Linked DNA regions of Homo sapiens: region 1 is linked to region 2. Evidence: chromatin loops called from intact Hi-C (ENCODE). Cell type or tissue: PC-3. All regions are shown on one strand. Each heading gives the region's core, and the rest is flanking DNA. Links, peaks and the distances in the headings are about the cores only.

What was found. Peaks named below come from ENCODE experiments on the same cell type or tissue, not always from the same donor. Only the 100,000 strongest peaks of a DNase experiment are listed, where the experiment ranks them.
Region 1: a loop joins it to region 2, with 4 times the contacts of the local background. A loop is called at or near these places in 4 of 110 quality-filtered maps.

The regions. Positions count from the first base shown.
Region 1 is chr3:80,768,812-80,773,022 of GRCh38, forward strand. The region is part of intron 1 of LINC02050 (long intergenic non-protein coding RNA 2050); the gene reads left to right. LOC105377177 (a long non-coding RNA gene) reads right to left here and starts at 1,537. Exons shown (of 4, transcript XR_940994.3): 1 at 948-1,537. RefSeq lists an enhancer at 1,727-2,279. In PC-3, for the core only: no CTCF peak of the experiment used is centred there; DNase peaks (open chromatin) are centred at 1,508, 1,841 and 2,480; H3K4me3 peaks cover 2,336 bases; H3K27ac peaks cover 1,465 bases.
Region 2 is chr3:81,337,185-81,341,395 of GRCh38, forward strand. No RefSeq gene overlaps it. Among named protein-coding and RNA genes, the nearest start is that of LINC02027, 350 kb to the left of the region's middle. In PC-3, for the core only: CTCF peaks have their summits at 2,096 and 2,299; a DNase peak (open chromatin) is centred at 2,017; H3K4me3 peaks cover 345 bases; H3K27ac peaks cover 489 bases.

The DNA.
Region 1 (4,211 bases), core at 815-3,314, 570 kb before region 2:
TCCTTAGCATTTATTAAACAGAAATATAGTATGTACTTATGATGCACTCACAATAAGATCCGGACTACAATAATAAAAAAGACAGGGTTCATGTCAATAATTAGCTCAGATTTTATTCACTGACACAGCCATTCAAACAAATAATAATAATCATATTATGTATGGTGAATGTAATGAAGCACAGAATAAGAAGTGATTAATGCTGCCTGGGAGCACTAAGGATTTTTAAAGAGAAAGTTATATTTGAAATTAGAGATTGGAGGATATGTAGGAGAACAGCACATAAAACATTGAGGTTCACACTGAGAATAGGAGAAAGAATCTGTTTTGCCAGCCATGTCATAGGACTTATAATTTTTAAGAAACAGATAATTGGTTTTGGGGTGCTGTGGGAAGAAAGGCTGAAAAATAATTTAAATATTGTGATAGTTGGTTTTTATCCTGTGGATGATAAACAGCAAATAACAGAATAGAGAGGTTAGCAACAAGAAAACTAGATACGGAGCTGGTGAAACAGTACCCACTGAAGATAATACAGGTCTGGAAAAAAATGAGTGTCAGCCATAATAGAAACATGTATGTGGTGTGAATCTAATGCAAATGTTTTCACTTTTCTGTAAATTTCTGAATATCTGGTAGAACAGACCTAGCAACAACTTATTTACATGGGAAATTAGGTAGCTCCTGAGAAATATATAGGCCATGTTAATTATTGGGATTCAAAGTTATATGATAATGTCTGATGAACTGGTAAGACAAGATTAAAAACAATTTATATACAGGGAGGTATAAGTGTCTCAACAACAACAACAAATCCATTCTAGAAGAAGGAAGTGACAATACCCAATCCTTAGCTATTCCCCAAACGAAACACAATTTGGTTCATATTTGAATTCAACGAAGTAAAGCTACTGGTCTTGGTGGTAAAACAGAAAAAGTTCTCTTACCCTCCTCGCAGGGCGTACGATGGAGGTGTGGCTCGCTTCTTCAGTGCCCCACTGGTCAAGACCCTTAGCCAGAGCAGGCAAACAGGCAAGTCATGGGGACCATGGGCGCGGACCCATGCAGCCTCTCGGGGTGAATGTTTACACCTCCTGAGGCCCCAGTGGGCGTGTGTTACAGGATGCTTTTTCAGCTTAGCTGTCCGCAGGTGGCTTGTGTTAATCAGCTCAATTAGACCCTCTGCCTTATCACAAGGACAGACGGCTTTCTGTATCCCAGGTTCTTGCTTTAGTGCACGGGAAAAATTGGATCACATGTGGGCTTGGAGATCGAGTGCTAGGTTTTTTATTGAGTTGTGGTAGCTCTCAGCGAGGTGGATGGGGAGATCAGAAGGGGAATGGAGTGGGAAGGTGGTTTTCCCCTATAGTGGGGCTGCCCAGCAGCCAAATTCTTCTCTGACCTCCCAGGCCAAACTCCACGTCGTTCCGCTGGTCGACACCAGTGCCTGTCGCTGTGCTCTTCCGCTCCTCTCGACATCCAGCTGCCTGTGTGCTCTTCTACCAGTGTGTTCCTCTCACTGTCCCGCAGCTCGTGTGTTCTTTCTCCGGTGCGCTCCTCTCAACGTACGTGCGCTCCTCTCAACGTACGTGCGCTCCTCTCAACGTACGTGCGCTCCTCTCAACGTACGTGCGCTCCTCTCAACGTACGTGCGCTCCTCTCAACGTACGTGCGCTCCTCTCAACGTACGTGCGCTCCTCTCAACGTACGTGCGCTCCTCTCAACGTACGTGCGCTCCTCTCAACGTACGTGCGCTCCTCTCAACGTACGTGCGCTCCTCTCAACGTACGTGCGCTCCTCTCAACGTGCGCTCCTCTTAACGTGCGTCTGCACAGCTGCTTGTGTGGCACAGCTGCTTGTGTGTTCTTCCGCCAATGTGTGCAACTGCTTGTGTGTTCTTCCGCCAATGTGTTCCTCTCGACGTCCAGCCACTTCTGTGCCTGCCTGCCTGTCTTGGGGTTTTTACAGGCACAGGATAGGGGACGTGGCAGGCCAGGTGGTCTTGGAAAATGCAAACTTGGGCATGAAAACAGGAGCGCTTGTCCTCCCCTATATGCGTGTGCACAGGACCTGAGGTGAAGCCCTAGCCAGGGACCTGCCCTTCTCTACCCAGCGCTTTCCTTCTCTCATCCCGAGTCAGTACTGTGAGTATTAGAAAACAAAAATTTGTTTTGTTTAAAACTCTATAAAATAACAATATTACAGTCTCTATTAAAGCAGTGCAAAGTATTCTCTTCTGTTTGTCATTGGACACAGTCCATTTTTAGCAGGCTGGAGGATTTTAGTGCATTGATATTTGTTCCTGCAGAAAGTAATGGCATATCGCAAGAAGCTATTACCCAGTATGAACCGCCGTGCTCTGGAGTCCACAGTGGCTGCAGCCTGGAAAGTTTCTTGTAGCCACAGGACATCTGGTGTATCTCATAGCATACAGCTCCACCCATCAGACTTCCGGTGGGGAGGGGTGTGGGTGCCCAGCATGAGGAAATGCTCACTAGTTCTTACGTTTCACTTAAAAATGATACGTGCCATATTAAGTCACATTTCACTGGCTCCAGGAAGTCACTCTGCTGCCCCTGACTTCAAGATAGTTGAGAAGTGAGATCCAATCCTGTGTCCAGAAGTGAACATTTGAAAACAGTGTTGCTGCCGATTTCAGGTATTATTAATATAGAGATCACAAATGAGGGATCACCTTTGATGAGGCTAGAAAGCAACTGATGTTTATACTCTCCCTCATTCAATTTTTGTTTTCAATTTCAAGCAATTTGCTCCAATGTGTCTAAAGTTAAGGCTGGCTGTCTCCAGAGATTCTCTAAATATTTTTCCTAGTTTTGAGTAATTGTCTGAGATTTATTTAAAAACCTATCTAAATTCAATATCAGCTTCAGAACCATACCACACTGAGAATCACATTACGAATTAGAGAGAGAGATCTGTGTTCACTCACTACCTTCTACAATTTTTAAGTAGTTACGTGGCCTTTGGTAGTGTAGTTAATGGATCTGAGACCAGTTTTCCTGAACTCTAAAATGAATACAATTTCAGTCATTTGTGTTGAACTGAAGTTAAAATTAAAATAAATAAGTAAAGCACTTAGTATGTTTCAGTGCCCAATAAATGCTTCTTCACATTCCTTACCTCCATTTATAAATACATATAATCCCTTTAGCTATACCAATCTTAGATTGAATAGAATATGAATTGGCATAGATAGTAGTGTTTCTATAACTACCTTGTCACAAAGTAAACTGTTTTGTTTAAGCTTTATTTTCTATCTTCTGTTGTCTCTTTGCCAAATTAACATAAAACAACTTCTTATTTATGTTACCTAAAGTATAATATTAAAATGGATTATACCTAGAATTTGACAAATGTTTCTTACTCAGCTTGATAAGCATCACTAAGTTTTTATGAAATTATATAGATATGTCCATATATGTATGTGTAAATACAGTATACCCTCATATGTGTATAGATATGTTCCTTAATAATAGAATGAATAATTATTGAGAGGGCAACAACATGTTGCTACCAATAACTACAAAAAACTCTTTGAAAATTCAGTAGGAATTAGTCATCGTATCTGTCCCTATGACCCAGTAATGATTATTAAAGTGATTAAATACATTTTAAAAGCCTTATTTTAGGCCGGGTGCGGTGGCTCACGCCTGTAATCCCAGCACTTTGGGAGGCTGAGGTGGGTGGATCATGAGGTCAGGAGTACAAGACCAGCCTGGCCAAGATGGTGAAACCCTGTCTTTACTAAAAATACAAAAATTAGCTGGGCGTGGTGGTGGGTGCCTGTAGTCCCAGCTACTCAGGAGGCTGAGGCAGGGAATTGCTTGAACCTAGGAGGCAGAGTTTGCAGTGAGCCGAGATCACGCCACTGTACTCCAGCCTGGGCAACAGAGCGAGACTCTGTCTCAAAAAAATAAATACATAAATAAATTTTTAAAAGCCTTATTTTAAACGTGAAAAATTTGTATGTGCATTAGGCAAAGGGATATAATGCTCAGTATTAAACTTCATTTTGTGTTTTATTCTTACATTTCAGTTATAGGCTGCTGATTATTTGCATAGAGTATTTCCATTTGATTAAGCCTCCAGATTTTTCTTTCATTTTAAATCAATGTTTTATGTGTAAACACATTATCAAAGAGTTACGTTTTCCCATAAAACTTTCATCCTTGAATCTAGGATTTATTTCA
Region 2 (4,211 bases), core at 543-3,042:
CCTAGTGAAGTGGGAAGCATTTGGGCTGATATGGTTCGGCTCTGCGTCCCCACCCAAATCTCATCTCAAATTGGAACCCCCATGTCTCCAGGGAGGGACCTGGTGGGAGGTGATTGGATCATCAGGGTGATTTCCCCCATGCTGTTCTTGTGATAAAGAGTGAATTCTCTTGAGATCTGATGGCTTAAAAGTGGAAGATTCCCTGCACTCACCCTCTCTCCTGCCGCTGTGAAAGAAGGTGCTTTCCTCTCCTTCGCCTTCCACCATGATTGTAAGTTTCTTGAGGCCTCCCCAGCCATGCAGAACCGTGAGTCAATTAAACCTCTTTTGTTTATAAATTACCCAGTCTCAGGTAGTATCTTCATAGCAGTGTGAAAACGGACTAATATGTGAGCATTTTGAGGAGATTTCATGTGACCTGATGTATTAACAGGGAAGAGGATAACAAGACCGATTAGGGTAGTATGGCAAGTAGCTGGAGGAGAGAGGAGCATGAGCAGTATTATTATAGCAGAGGAAGTGGTGAAGAATCACTGGAATTTGAAGATACAGTCTATAGGGTTTATTGGTGATTAGAGCTAGTGTGTGAGAGAAAGAGAAGAAACAAGATTTTTGACCTGAGCCAGGGGAATAATGGAGTTGTTACTAACTGAGATGGAGAATCAGGGAAGGAACTGCTTTTGGAGGAAAGACCAAGAGTTCTATGGACACATAAGTTGTAAGACATCTATTAGGCATCTAGGATATCTAAGTATGAAGATGAACATAGAAATCTGGGGTTCAGGGGAAAGCTCCAAGTTGGAGATTTATATTTGGAAACAATTATATTTAAAAGTATAAGAATTGATGAGGAAAGTATGACAGTCACATGGAACTATGCCTCAGGGAATTTCTAATGAGAATATTCTCAGATATTTACAACGGATGTAACACAGAGTTAAGTCTTTAATACATATTAGCTGTTATTGTTTTTTAGGATTCTGCTTTACGTGCAGTTTCTTTTTATTCATAATAACCAGAGTAAGTAAATACCCATAGTCTCAAGCCTGACCAAAATATATTACTACCCATGTAGCTGAAGTTATATGTCACAGATTATAAGCAAGTTTCAGAACACAGGTGGAAATAAAAGGCAACATTCCTAAGATAGCAGGAGGGTGAAATGCTTAACAGACACTGGATTCGTGGAGATTTAGCCATAGAGCATCCCTTTCTGATAATAAGTAAATGTGCCATCAGATTGTGCCCCACAAATAGGTTTATATTGCTCTATATTGGGATAATTCAGAGTCAAACTCAGAAGTAACTTGGTTGGCATGTAAAAGTCATAAAATATTAAACTTGGCCATATTCTAAAAGGAAAGTGAAAAGAAAGACTAGCAGAAAATATAAAAATGTGTTGGGGTTGTGCTCTATGATTTTTTACTTTATGTTTGCCACTCAAGAAATTCTTCTAATTAAGCAAGAATAAGACACATGAGCATTTTCAGTTATTTCAAAATACAATTTTTTATATTGCTTTAAATCATAACCTTATTGAGCTCTAATTAAAAATAAGAGGCGATAGTAAGAGTAACAAGTGTTTCTGCAATCACATTACACTGATTTTAAAGAATGAGCTTTATGAGTAGCAAGAGATTCAGAGTGATTTCAGTCCCATCCCCAAGGAAACCCTGATAAAATCTATGGTAACATTTGCTGGTCTTTCCACATTTTTGCTTTTATGTTTCAATCATCAAATTCGGCAAAACAGATTAGTCACTCGCAAAAACTCATTTTTCAGTCAATATCCATTGTGTTTTTCTTGTATTTTTTTCTCATTTGAATCACTGTTAAATTGTGTAGCAAAATGAAAATTAGTATTTTCTTGGTCAATCATATTTCTATCCAAGTTCCAAGATGCAAAGCATAAACACTGAAGTGGTCAGTTAGGAATAATCCCTCATGAGCCATTGCTCCATCAGCATATTTGCACTTGAAGTTCCATTAGCAAACATTACTCAGAGTATCACATTATAAAATATGTTACACAGACACCTACACCTTAACAGATACTGGAAGGCTGCATCTATTATGTCACCTAGTGGATAAAAAGAAAATAGCAAGACTACACCCTATATATTTGGGGGCAGCACTCAGATCTTAAAGTATTTCTTGAGTTTACAGTACCTGACTAGAAAAATTGTAGAAGCAATTGGATAATAGATGTAGTGACTTCTGGTTCTCAGGAGAAAGGGGTCATAACTTAAACATAAAGTTATCTCCAGAAGTGAGAGAAAAGTTGAGGATCTGGTGATAAGACGTAAGCAGGATTTTGATTGTTTTTCATAAAAGCTAATCCAAGTCCTGTCCAAAGAGAAATATGGTATAGATACTACTGGCACATATCATGCAAGCTACTTCAAACTTCTCTATATATGTGAGTTGATATAACTGATGAGACTATCATTTTTGCTTTCAACAGCTATAGAATTATTATTTCCCTCAGAAATGAGGAAGTAAAGCCAAATCCTAATACAGCAAAATCATGACCAGACATGTGTTTTAAGGGTTTTGAAAATCAGCTTGTAAGGCAATTTTATAGATTATTCAAAAGTCTAATTACTCTCAGGAACACAAATGATTGAAATACTTTTCTACAAGAGATGAGAAGCTACCTAATCATTGTCAAACCTAAACTTAATTGATAGTCACAATTTTAAACCTCAAGGCCTTACTATTGGTTAAGGGTTTATATTTTTATTGAGTATATTTTAATGGAACTTGACTCTCCAAATTTTGACTGAAACTTGTTTTTCCTGACACAAGTATGTGACCTAGATATGTAGCTTACAACTCGCATAGCACAATCCTCAGAACTGACAGATACATTATGCAGTTTAATTTTTCTTTTTAAATAAAAAAGATTGGCTCTTGTTGGAAAGTTTTACTTACTGGAGAAACAACCAGCAAATTCAAAAAAGAAAAGAAAGCTCACATATCCTTACAATTCCAAAAGAAGAAAGATGCCCATATTCTAATCAATTTACGTGAACTTCTCACTTCATCCCACTGATGAATAGTTACACAGCTGAAAAACAGGCATAAAATCTGTCAACAATTGTAACATGACTAGTTAAGGAGAACTGCTGCTAGTTCCACTTACACTGATCTGAAGCATAAATATAGTTAGCTTGGGCAAGCTTGTCAACCAGGTCATCTGCCTTAGGCATGAACCTAGCGTACAGCAGTTTTGATGATTCTTTACTAGATTCCAACTGTTAAGCAACTCTAATGCTATTTTTCTTAGGTATTGGTGTAATTGTCCCTGACTGAGAAGTGACTTAGTTTCTTTGTGTTCCATGTATCTGTAACTTGTTGCCCAAGGGACTTGTCCCAGCCTTCACTCATGTCATGTTCCATTAGCTATGATTAACTAGGAGTAGATTTAAATAGCCTAAAATGTTTTTTTTTCTAAAAATGGAAAAAGTAAAGGAATTGAATTTTCAATTATTCATAAAGGTTTTTCAGGTGAGTGAATATGTGTATGGGCTCACGTGCATGTACAAATGGGTTAGCACCTGTTGTTTTCTTCTTTAACCTGTACTGGTAAAAATAGACATAAGATAGTGATAGGCACTTCAATATTTTCATTAGCCTTGGATTCCCCAGTTGGCCAGCAATAAGACTTACTCTAATTTTTTGGTATGTAATAAAGCCTAACATATACTACTATAAGAAGGAATCAAAAATTAACATTAAGGCAATAATATTGAGACTCTGCAATATTTACAAAGATTTTCATCATGACATTTTTATAATAGTAATGAATTGATAATGATTATTAAGCATCTCTTAAATATTTAAAATATGAAAAAAGGTCTAAACTCATTTAAATGGAAAAGTTTTCATTATATTTTGTTAAATTAAAAAGTAGATTACAAAGTCCATGTATGATATAATTGTGTTTGGAGGGAGAGTACTAAATATTCATAAGCAGATATGTAGGCATAGAAAATTACCTCAAGAGATATACTTTAAAACGGTAATCACCATTATTCCTTGATAAAAAGATTTCAAGTCAAGTTTTGTTTCTTCTTTATTACTTGTTATGTAGACAAATTTGTGGTATATCCATACAATGAAATGCTACTCAGCAGTACTAAAGAACTAATGGTACATATAACAACATGAATGAATCTCAAAATAATTATACTAACTGTTATTCTAGT